Linked DNA regions of Homo sapiens: region 2 is linked to region 1. Evidence: read pairs that join two places in POLR2A ChIA-PET (ENCODE). Cell type or tissue: Panc1. All regions are shown on one strand. Each heading gives the region's core, and the rest is flanking DNA. Links, peaks and the distances in the headings are about the cores only. Region 1 overlaps WDR62 (WD repeat domain 62). Region 2 overlaps SYNE4 (spectrin repeat containing nuclear envelope family member 4).

What was found. ChIA-PET counts read pairs that join two places held together with the same protein. Peaks named below come from ENCODE experiments on the same cell type or tissue, not always from the same donor. Only the 100,000 strongest peaks of a DNase experiment are listed, where the experiment ranks them.
Region 2: POLR2A ChIA-PET joins it to region 1 with 5 read pairs; 8 of 35 experiments call an interaction of 5 or more read pairs at or near these places.

What each region holds. Positions count from the first base shown.
Region 1 is chr19:36,067,476-36,072,843 of GRCh38, forward strand. It overlaps WDR62 (WD repeat domain 62), which reads left to right. Exons shown (of 32, transcript NM_001083961.2): 7 at 353-535; 8 at 4,081-4,241. Among named protein-coding and RNA genes, the nearest start is that of WDR62, 15 kb to the left of the region's middle. In Panc1, for the core only: no CTCF peak of the experiment used is centred there; a DNase peak (open chromatin) is centred at 3,146.
Region 2 is chr19:36,001,705-36,007,004 of GRCh38, forward strand. SYNE4 (spectrin repeat containing nuclear envelope family member 4) reads right to left here. Exons shown (of 8, transcript NM_001039876.3): 4 at 5,046-5,240; 5 at 4,719-4,967; 6 at 3,629-3,733; 7 at 1,909-1,967; 8 at 1,603-1,816. The coding sequence ends at 1,633. Among named protein-coding and RNA genes, the nearest start is that of SYNE4, 4.5 kb to the right of the region's middle. In Panc1, for the core only: no CTCF peak of the experiment used is centred there; no DNase peak of the experiment used is centred there.

The DNA of each region.
Region 1 (5,368 bases), core at 210-5,209:
CCTGAGGGAGTCACCATCGGTGGCAGCATGGTCTCCTGTTTCTCCCTGAGATTTGAGGGCAGCGGTCTCGGGCCATTTGGCCTCTCAGGGGCCCAGCTGCTGCTTCTGGGCCTACTCTCAGGGTGCTGATGCACAGGCCCTGCCAGGAACCCCCTGACCCTGGGACCAGCTCTCATTCTTGGACTGCTGCTGTCCAGCCCCTCTGTCCAGAGTGGCAGGGTTCTAGTGTTTTCTTCCCTTCTCCATTTGGAAGAGCTTCTTAGAGTTCTCCTGTTTTGTTGTGTCCTATCATCTGGTCATGCAGGGCCCAGCTGTGTGGACAAGTATCTCACTACGCCCTCTGTGTCTCCAGGTGACGAGCACAGTGCCCCTTGTAGGGCGCTCGGGCATCCTGGGCGAGCTGCACAACAACATCTTCTGTGGTGTGGCCTGCGGTCGGGGCCGGATGGCGGGCAGTACCTTCTGTGTGTCCTACTCGGGCCTCCTCTGCCAGTTCAATGAGAAGAGGGTGCTGGAGAAGTGGATCAACCTGAAGGTACCACCTCCCTCTCTGCCATCAGCTGGACAGACTCTTTCTCGTGATATGTGTCTGCAGGGGTGCTCATCAGCATTGACCACACAGGTTCTGCTTATGTGACTAGTGGTGAATGACGCCCACTCTCTGAGCTTAAGGTTCCACATCTGTAAAATGGGAGTACTGCTGCCCTCCCCGCAGAGCTGATAAGGAAGTCACGTGAGATAACATAGGCAAGGCAGTGAGCACGGTGCTTGGTACCCTGAAATGGGCTCAAGGTGACAGTTGTTTTCCCATGACTATTTGATCTACTTCACATTTCTTTTCTCCTTTGAGCACTCTGGCTGGTAGAGGATTGCATTTTTTTTTAATTAATTTATTTTTTTTTATTGATCATTCTTGGGTGTTTCTCCCAGAGGGGGTTTGGCAGGGTCTTAGGACAATAGTGGAGGGAAGGTCAGCAGACAAACAAGTGAACAAAGGTCTCTGGTTTTCCTAGGCAGAGGACCCTGCGGGCTTCCGCAGTGTTTGTGTCCCTGGGTACTTGAGATTAGGGAGTGGTGATGACTCTTAACGAGTCTGCTGCCTTCAAGCATCTGTTTAACAAAGCACATCTTGCACCGCCCTTAATGCATTTAACCCTGAATGGACACAGCACATGTTTCAGAGAGCACAGGGTTGGGGGTAAGGTCATAGATCAACAGCATCCCAAGGCAGAAGAATTTTTCTTAGTACAGAACAAAATGAAGTCTCCCATGTCTACTTCTTTCTACACAGACACAGCAACAATCTGATTTCTCTATCTTTTCCCCACCTTTCCCCCTTTTCTATTCCACAAAACCGCCATCGTCATCATGGCCCGTTCTCAATGAGCTGTTGGGTACACCTCCCAGACGGGGTGGTGGCCGGGCAGAGGGGCTCCTCACTTCCCAGAAGGGGCGGCCGGGCAGAGGCACCCCCCATCTCCCGGACGGGGCGGCGGCAGGGCGGAGGCGGACCCCCACCTCCCTCCCTGACGGGCCGGCTGGCTGGGCAGGGGCTGACCCCCACCTCCCTCCTGGACGGGGCGGCTGGCCGGGCGGGGGCTAACCCCCCACCTCCCTCCCGGACGGAGCGGCTGGCCGGGCGGGGGCTGACTCCCCCCACCTCCCTCCCGGACTGGGCGGCTGGCCGGGCGGGGGCTGACCCCCACCTCCCTCCGGGACGGGGCGGCTGCTGGGCGGAGACGCTCCTCACTTCCCAGACGGGGCAGCTGCCGGGCGGAGGGGCTCCTCACTTCTCAGACGGGGCGGCTGCCGGGCGGAGGGGCTCCTCACTTCTCAGATGGGACGGCCAGGCAGAGACGCTCCTCACCTCCCAGACAGGGTCGCGGCCGGGTAGAGGCGCTCCTCACATCCCAGACGGGGTGGCGGGGCAGAGGCGCTCCCCGCATCTCAGACGATGGGCGGCCGGGCAGAGACGCTCCTCACTTTCTAGACGGAATGGCAGCCGGGAAGAGGCGCTCCTCACTTCCCAGATTGGGCAGCCGAGCAGAGGGGCTCCTCACATCCCAGACGATGGGCGGCCAGGCAGAGACGCTCCTCACTTCCCAGACGGGGTGGCGGCCGGGCAGAGGCTGCAATCTCGGCACTTTGGGAGGCCAAGGCAGGCGGCTGGGAGGTGGAGGTTGTAGCTAGCCAAGATCGCGCCACTGCACTCCAGCCTGGGAAACATTGAGCACTGAGTAAACGAGACTCCGTCTGCAATCCCGGCACCTCGGGAGGCCGAGGCTGGCGGACCACTCGCGGTTAGGAGCTGGAGACCAGCCCGGCCAACACAGCGAAACCCTGTGTTTGGTGGAGACCAAAAAAATACGAAAACCAGTCAGGCGTGGCGGCGCGCGCCTGCAATCGCAGGCACTCGGCAGGCTGAGGCAGGAGAATCAGGCAGGGAGGTTGCAGTGAGCCGAGAGGGCAGCAGTACAGTCCAGCTTTGGCTCGGCATCAGAGGGAGACCGTGGAAAGAGAGGGAGAGGGAGACCGTGGGGAGAGGGAGAGGGAGACCGTGGGGAGAAGGAGAGGGAGAGGAGGATTGCATTTTTTAAAAATTGGAGGTACCATTGATTTAATAACTTTTCAGTCAAAAAAGACTACACAAAATACATAAACTTTTATTTATTTTTATTTATTTTTACTTTTTTTTTTTTTTTGAGATGGCGTCTCACTTGTTGCCAAGGCTGGAGTGCAGTGGCGCAATCTCAGCTCACTACAAGTTCCACCTCCCAGGTTCAAGCAATTCTCCTGCCTCAGCCTCCCAAGTAGCTGGGATTACAGGTGCCTGCCACCACGCACAGCTAATTTTTGTATTTTTAGTAGAGACAGGGTTTTACCATGTTGGCCTGGCTGGTCTCGAACTCCTGACCTTTAGTGATCCATCCGTCTTGGCCTCCCACTGCGCCCGGCCATAAACTTTTAAACTAAAGCATGATCTATCGATACATTGCAGAGCTTCTTTCCTTTAGTATCTGAAGGTTTGAGTCAAAGCTGTTTTCCCATCTGGAATCAGTTGCCCATTTGGCTATCCGCCCGAGCGTTGTGGTTTCCTCTCCTGTTCCTGGCCTGCCTTTGTGACTCACTCTGGAGATCACCTTCGAGGTTAATGGCTTGTGGAAGAGTTCCAAGTTTTATCTCTGTCCTAGTTGGTTAAACATCATTTTCTCTTTTTCAAGCAAGTGAAAAGCTTTCAATAGATAGATGTTTATTTCCTAAGCACTAAATGACTCATAAATTAAGTCCCTGTAGATTTGGAAAAACTCCTTAAACTGTATCTAGAGGTCTAGCACTTCCTAGTAGGATAGACAGTCCTTTCTAGATACTGTAACTTTTTTCTGTACCGCTTTGGAGTACAGTCTTTATGAAGTTGTTTGTAAGCAAAAGGGAATAAAATTTAAGCCTAAAGGCTGGGCGCGATGGCTCACATCTGTAATCCCAATGCTTTGGGAGGCCAAGGCAGGTGGATCACCTGAGGTCAGGAGTTCAAGACCAGCCTGACCAACATGGTGAAACCCCATCTCAAAATACAAAAAATTATCTGGGTGTGGTGGCGGCCGCCTATAATCCCAGCTACTCTGGAGGCCGAGGCAGGAGAATCACTTGAACCCAGGAGGTGGAAGTTGCAGTGAGCCGAGATTGTGCCATTGCACTCCAGCCTGGGCGCAACAAAAAACTCTATCTCAAAAAAAAAAAAAAATTTAAGCCTAAAATTCAACCCTGTTACTACAAGTGACTTACCTGAAGTTGCAGTCTGCTGAACAGGTATTTTCCATACACAGCTACGTTTCTCTGTAGACAGCAGTGACAATTCTGTTTCCGTTCATGCCTCTGCCTACCTGCTGGCACATGTCTTTCAATAGCAGCAGTATGCTATATCCTGATTTCACAAATCTTAAAATATGCTAAAATGGGTGTCTTAGACCCAAGGAACTGTAAGTCTTCTCTGGAGGCCTAAGGCTGCTCTGTCAGTCCCCATATCCCCGGGCCAGGCCACGTGAAGCACCAAATCCACTGGGGTCCCTTTTGCCCCTACAGGTCTCCCTGTCTTCCTGCCTCTGTGTCAGCCAGGAGCTCATCTTCTGTGGCTGCACAGATGGGATAGTCCGCATCTTCCAGGCCCATAGCCTGCACTACCTCGCCAACCTGCCCAAGCCACACTACCTTGGGGTAGACGTGGCACAGGGCCTGGAGCCCAGGTACTGCCCTGTGGGGAGAGGGAATGGGAGGGGCCCACCCAGAGTCTGTCCACTGGCATTCATCCATGCTTCCAGATCCATCTATCTGTCTGTCCATCCCACAAATACCCATCATGACTCTCAGCCCTGGGCATTACAAAGCAGAAAAGTCCTTGCCTTCCGAGGCAAGCCTCACAGTGAGAAGTGAGGCTGGGTAGGGGGAAGAAACAGTGAGAAAACAAAGGAATAATATCATTTCAGATAGCGGTCAGCATGGTGAAGAACAGTGCAGAGCAGGTGTGAATGTGGCGGAGTGTTTCCATCCACATGGCTGACCCCTACTAAGTGGCTGCTAAGTGCCAGCCCTGGGCTGGAAGCAGGACATGCCTATTATAATGAAGCAGCAAAATCTCTGCCTCTCTGCAGTATAGCAAGGGGGCTCGATGATAAGCAAGTACACGAAAAAGATAATTTCAATAGGCATGAGTGCTTTGGGGAACACAGCAGGGACTCGGGAAGGAGAGTGACTGGGGTGGGCTGTGCTGATTGGGTGCCTGGTGAGAAGGAGCTGCTGTGTGGAGAGCTGGGTCCCAGCAGTTGAGGTGACAGCACACTGGGCTTGTTACGTTGCAGGAATAGTAAGGGACTGTGTGGCCAGAGCCCAGTGTGTCCGGGGAGGATGGTGGGAGATGAGGCCAGTGTGGGGCGCCTGTAGTCTATCCTCAGGTCAGTGGGCAGTTGCTGGGGTTTCGGGCGTTGGGGTAAATGACCAGGCCTTACATGTTAGGTCCCTCAGCTGCTGTGTCGAGAGTGGATAGAAGCACTAGGCTGTGGCTTTCTTCTCCTTTGTTGCAAGTCTGTTTTATGGAATTGGGGGCTACCTAACCAGGGGGTGCCAGGTGCCTAGGGCTGCCTCTTTGTGGATTTCTGGATGCTAGCTCCTGGGTGCCTTTTCCACGACAGGGCCTGAACAGGGGAACTGGGTGTCATGAAGGAAAGGAGGGGGCGAGCAACCCACAGGCAGTGTTGTGTTGTAGTAGTCGGGCTCACAGCTCTGCTGTCTTCTGTTGTGCTCTGTGACCTTGGGAAGGTGACTATACCTCCCTGTGCTTCCGTTTTCTCATGTGTAAAATACAGTACCTAGCTCT
Region 2 (5,300 bases), core at 301-5,300, 66 kb before region 1:
AGCCAGAGGAGCCAACCTTGGGACTTTGGTTGGAACTACAAAGGAACAGTGACTCTACTATTGGCTGCTAAATTGGTGGGGTGTGTGTCACAGTGGAGGGAGGCTTAGCATGACTGACTCCATTTTGCCCCTGACACCCTGCAGTAACATCCTTTAGGTTAAAAGCTTCTGCTTAGTTTTGTGTGTAGATCAGCTAATTACAGGAGGAATTTAGTTTATAGCTCAATTTTAGAAAAAATAGCAGTCCCTTTCCCAAAACTAACCACCCCACCAAGAGATCAGGAAACTGTACACACAAGTAACAATGTTATACTAGAGATTTACAAGAATATTGTGACCTGACCTACATCATCAAAGAAGTTTTCTTCTGGACTCTTGCTGGCGACCAGATGTCTGCAGTCATTGGTCACCTAACCTCAACCCCCTTCCCTTAGCATAAAAAGAAACCTAAAATTTATACTAAGTTGAGATGGTTCTTTTTTTTTTTTTTTGAGACAGAGTCTCACTCTGTCACCCAGGCTGGAGTGCAGTGGCGCAATCTTGGCTCACTGCAAGCTCCGCCTCCCGGGCTCACGCCATTCTCCTGCCTCAGCCTCCCAAGTAGCTGGGACTACAGGTGCCCGCCACCACGCCCGGCTAATTTTTTGTATTTTTCATAGAGACGAGGTTTCACCGTGTTAGCCAGGATGGTCTCAATCTCCTGACCGCATGATCCGCCCACCTCAGCCTCCTAAAGTGCTGGGATTACAGGCGTGAGTCACCGCGCCCGGCCGAGATGGTTCTTTAGGACACTAGTCTGCCATCTTCTTGGTTTGCTGTCTCTCCAAATGAAGTTGCTTGCTTTTTTTTTTTGCTTTTTTTTTTTTTTTTTTTTTGAGACGGAGTCTTGCTCTCCCCCAGGCTGGAGTGCAGTGACACGATCTCGGCTCACTGTACCCTCCACCTCCCAGGTTCAAAAGATTTGTAAAAATACAAACGTTAGCCAGGTGTGGTGGCGCATGCCTGTGGTACTAGCTACTTGGGAGGCTGAGGCCAGAGAATCAATTGAACCCAGGAGGCAGAGGTTGCAGTGAGCCGAGATCGTGCCACTGCACTCAAGCCTGGGCAACAGCGAGACCCTGTCTCAAAAAAAAAAAAAAAACTAGCCTGGCATAGTGGCACACGCCTATAATCCCAGCTACTCTGGAGTGTAAGGCAGGAGAATCGCTTGAATCCTGGAGGCAGAGTTTGCAGTGAGCTGAGATTGTGCCATTGCACTCCAGCCTAGGGAAGAGTGAGACTCTATCTCAAAAAAAAAAAAAGCCACAACTTCTTTGTCCCTAGGGTACAACCAGCAATGGGATGACACCCCAGGTGCCCAGTGCAGCAACCAGTAACTCACCCAGTATTGGCTTTCTCCCTTCCTGAGCTCACGTCCTGGCTCCCCTGCCACGCCTAAATAAAGAACTGGTGCTTGACTCTTTGTGTCAGGGTCTGGGGCAGCCCCACCCAAGATGGGCTGATGCAGTTCTGTATTCTGTTCTCAAGGCAAAAGGGTCCATCCAGACATATCCAGGCCACATCCTAGATTCCGGGTATGAAGGCACCTAGTATCTTCACACATCCTTTGACAGTGACCATTTATTACACACATCAGACTGGGGGAAGACCATTGACATAGCTGAGCACCAGGTAGGGTGTCCTGGGTATTCGGGCATGAGAGCAGCAGGGGCCTCCTGACGCGGGCAGGAGAAACATGGCACCCACCAGGAGGAGGAAGAGGAGGAAGAGGATAAGGAGGAAGGTCAGAGGCTGCCTGGATGCAGGATCGGGGGCCCTGTGAAGGGAAATGCAGTGTTAAACATACAGGTGGGCTGCTGCTAGGAGCTCTGTCCCCCACACCCTAGTCCCATCTCTCAGGCACCTCACCCTGGATTCCCCTCCAGCCTCACATCCTGGAGATGAGGAGATGCTTGCCTCTTCTTGTCCTAAGGAGGGAGAGCAGCCAGCAGCAGAATGGATAGAAATGATGCTTTATTTGTTTATTTATTTTGAGACGGAGTCTCACTCTTGGCACCCACGCTGGACTGCAATGGCTCAATCTCAGCTCACTGCAACCTCAGCCTCCCGGGTTCAAGCAATTCTCCTGCCTCAGCCTCCCGAGCAGCTGGGACTACAGGTGCCACCATGCCCAGCTCATTTTTGTATTTTTAGTAGAGATGGAGTTTCACCATGTTGGCCAGGCTGGTCCCAAACTCCTGACCTCAAGTGATCCGCCCACCTCAGCCTCCCAAACTGCTGGGATTACAGGCATGAGCCACCACACCTGGCCGACACATTATTTTTTGAGACAGGGTCTCAGTCACCCAGGCTGGAGTGCAGTTTCACAATCACGACTCATGGCAGCCCCAACCTCCTGGGCTCAGGTGATCCTCTTACCTCAGCCTCCCTAATAGCTGGGACCACAGGCACATGCCACTGCAACCATTTACTTTTGTTTAATGATTTGTAGAGATGGGGGGAGGGGGCAGGTCTCACCATGTTGCTCAGGCTGGTCTTGAACTCCTGGCCTTAAGCAATCCTCCTGCCTTGACCTCCCAAAGTGTTGGGATCACAGGCGTGAACCACGGTGCCCAGCCACAAGTGACACTTTGTGTCACCTTTACCCTACTACGATAGACCTACAAAGCTGGTCTTATTTCTTCTCCTTTCCTGGCACCTCCTTATCCCCAGGACCCCACACAGACTTGGAATATCTCCAAGTGTAGTGGATGTCTGGTTGTGTCTGTCCTTTATCCAATACAATCCCCCTTTTTCTGATAACAGTGCCTTAATTGGAGGTGGGCGGCTGTCATGCCTTCCACTCCCAGACCTTCAGGTTCAAGTGAAGCTGACAGCCACCTCCCCAACTTCCATGATTGGTGTGACCCAGACCTGGCCAATCTGAGCACTCTGGTTTATTCAAGGTGCAGCCCATGACCCCATCCGGTAAGTGGGAGTCAGCCCTGGGACTTTGGCAGCTGTCAGTAGGGTCGGAGGCATGCTCCTTCCCCTGGGGTGGGTAAACCAGTGGGAGTGGCAGTGTAGCCACTGGAGCACCCATTTTGCTAAGAAGGAAGCCACCTTGGGGACTTAGAGCCCAAGAAAGGGAGGGACTGAGCCCTGATGTTATTTCTTTCTTTCTTTTTTTTTTTTTTTTTTTTTTTTTTGTTGAGATGGGGTCTCACTATGTTGCTCAGACTGGAGTGCAGTGGTGGGATCTCGGCTCACCGCAACCTCCGCCTCCCGGGCTCAAGCGATTCTCCTCCTGAGTAGCTGGGATTACAGGCATGCGCCACCACACCTGGCTAATTTTTGTAGTTTTAGTAGAGACGGGGTTTCACCATTTTGGCCAGGCTGGTCTCGTACTCCTGACCTCAGGTAATCCACCCACCTCAGCCTCCCAAAGTGCTGGGATTACAGGCGTGAGCCACTGCGCCTGGCCTGGCCCTGGTATTACTTCAGGCTCTGAATTCAACAGTGCCTGGACCTTTCCATTACTTTTTTTTTTTTTAATAGCATTCCCTTTCTTGTGCCTTTTGATTTCTTGGGTTTCTGTCACTTGCCATCAAGATTCCTGAGTGCTACACCTGGTTGAGAACTGGCTCACCTGAGGCTTCCGGAGCAGGGAGTGTCTTTGGTGACGTGCTAAGCGTTTCTGGTGGCCGAGGCCAGACTCCAGCATGTCCTGTCGGGAGTGAGAGGTGTCTGCTTCCTGGAGAACCAGCAACAAAGAAAAACGTGGTTGGGGGAGGGCCAGGATAGGGATGTCATAGAGATGAGATTCTGGGGGAGCAGAGAGATCTCACAGGACAGACAAAGGCAGAGCCAAAGAAACCAAGAGAGGAGAGAATTATTTATTCATTCATTCAATAAATGTGTAATGAGTTTCTGTTACAAGCCAGGAACTGTTCTAGGAGCTGAGGACACAGTGGGGATGGAAATAGGCAAATTCCTGGCCTCCGTGGAGCTTATATTTGACAGGAGAGAGACCATAAATTAATAAGTAAATGAGGCCTGGTACAGTGGCTTATGCCTGTAATCCCAGCACTTTGGGAGGCCAAGGCAGGCGGATCACCTGAGGTCAGGCGTTCGAGACTAGCCTGGCCAACATGATGAAACCCCATCTCTACTAAAAATACAAAAATTAGCCAGGAATGGTGGTGCACACCTGTAATCCCAGCTACTCGGGAGGCCGAGGTAGGAGAATCTCTTGAACCTGGGAGGCAGAGTTTGCAGTGAGCCAGGATTGCACCACTACACTCCAGCCTGGGTGACAGAGTGAGACTCCATCTCAAAAAATAAATAAAAATTTTTAAAAATAAGTAAATGTACAAAGTCAAGCTGTGGTGAGTGCTGTTAGGAAATAAAGTAAGAAGATAGGAGTGCTCATGTTTGGAGGTCACGACAGGCCTCCCTGAAGAGGTGGCACTTCAGGAGAGACTGGGACAGTCAGGAGGTGAGTGGGGCATCATCTGGGGGCCTCAGGATAGGAGTGAATTTGAGATGGGGCTTGAGGATGTAGACAGAGACAGACGAGAGAGAGAAACAGTGAGATAGAAGGAGACACCGAGAGACAGAGATAGAGGGGGAGACAGAGCCACTGACACCTCCTTGGAAGGGCAGGATCTTGCTAGAAGGTGCGCAGAGATGTCCCCAGGGTGCCTGGCAGAAGGTCCCTCAAGGGGGTCTGCTCTCACCTCAAGGCCTTGTCCCCTGCCCTGGGGCCCCCTCTGGCCACACAGCTCACAGGGCACTCCTAGTGTCCGGGCTGTCTTTTGTCCCAAGGGCCCAAGGCCCCCAATGTCCCCCGCCGGATCCCACTCCAACTCTGTGGAAGTGGGGAGGCTACTGGGTGCCCAGGGCCCCCAGACCCCACCAGGTCCTGGCCAGTCCGAGTCTCCCTCGACCTCCAAGTCCTGGTCCAGCGTGTTGGCCTCCTCGAACACCTGGGTCAAAGGACAGAGGTCATGGAGGCTATGAGGTTGGGGCCTGGGTTGGGTGGGGGGTATCAAGATGGGCCCTACCAGGCTGTAGCTGACCAGCTGGGCCTGCAGCTGCCAGAGCCGCCGGAAGATGGAGTCTCGGTAAGCTCCCAGGGCCCGCAGGATCTGCTCCAGGGCTGCCCAGGCCCTGGGCTCACTCCGCTGTGCCAGCCCCTCACCAAACGCTAGCAGCGCCTCCACACGCTCAGCTGCCCCTCGTAGGTCCACCTGGAGGGCCTGGGGACATATGGACATCACCCCACGCACACACCAGGGACCCAAAACCTGGAGTTACCC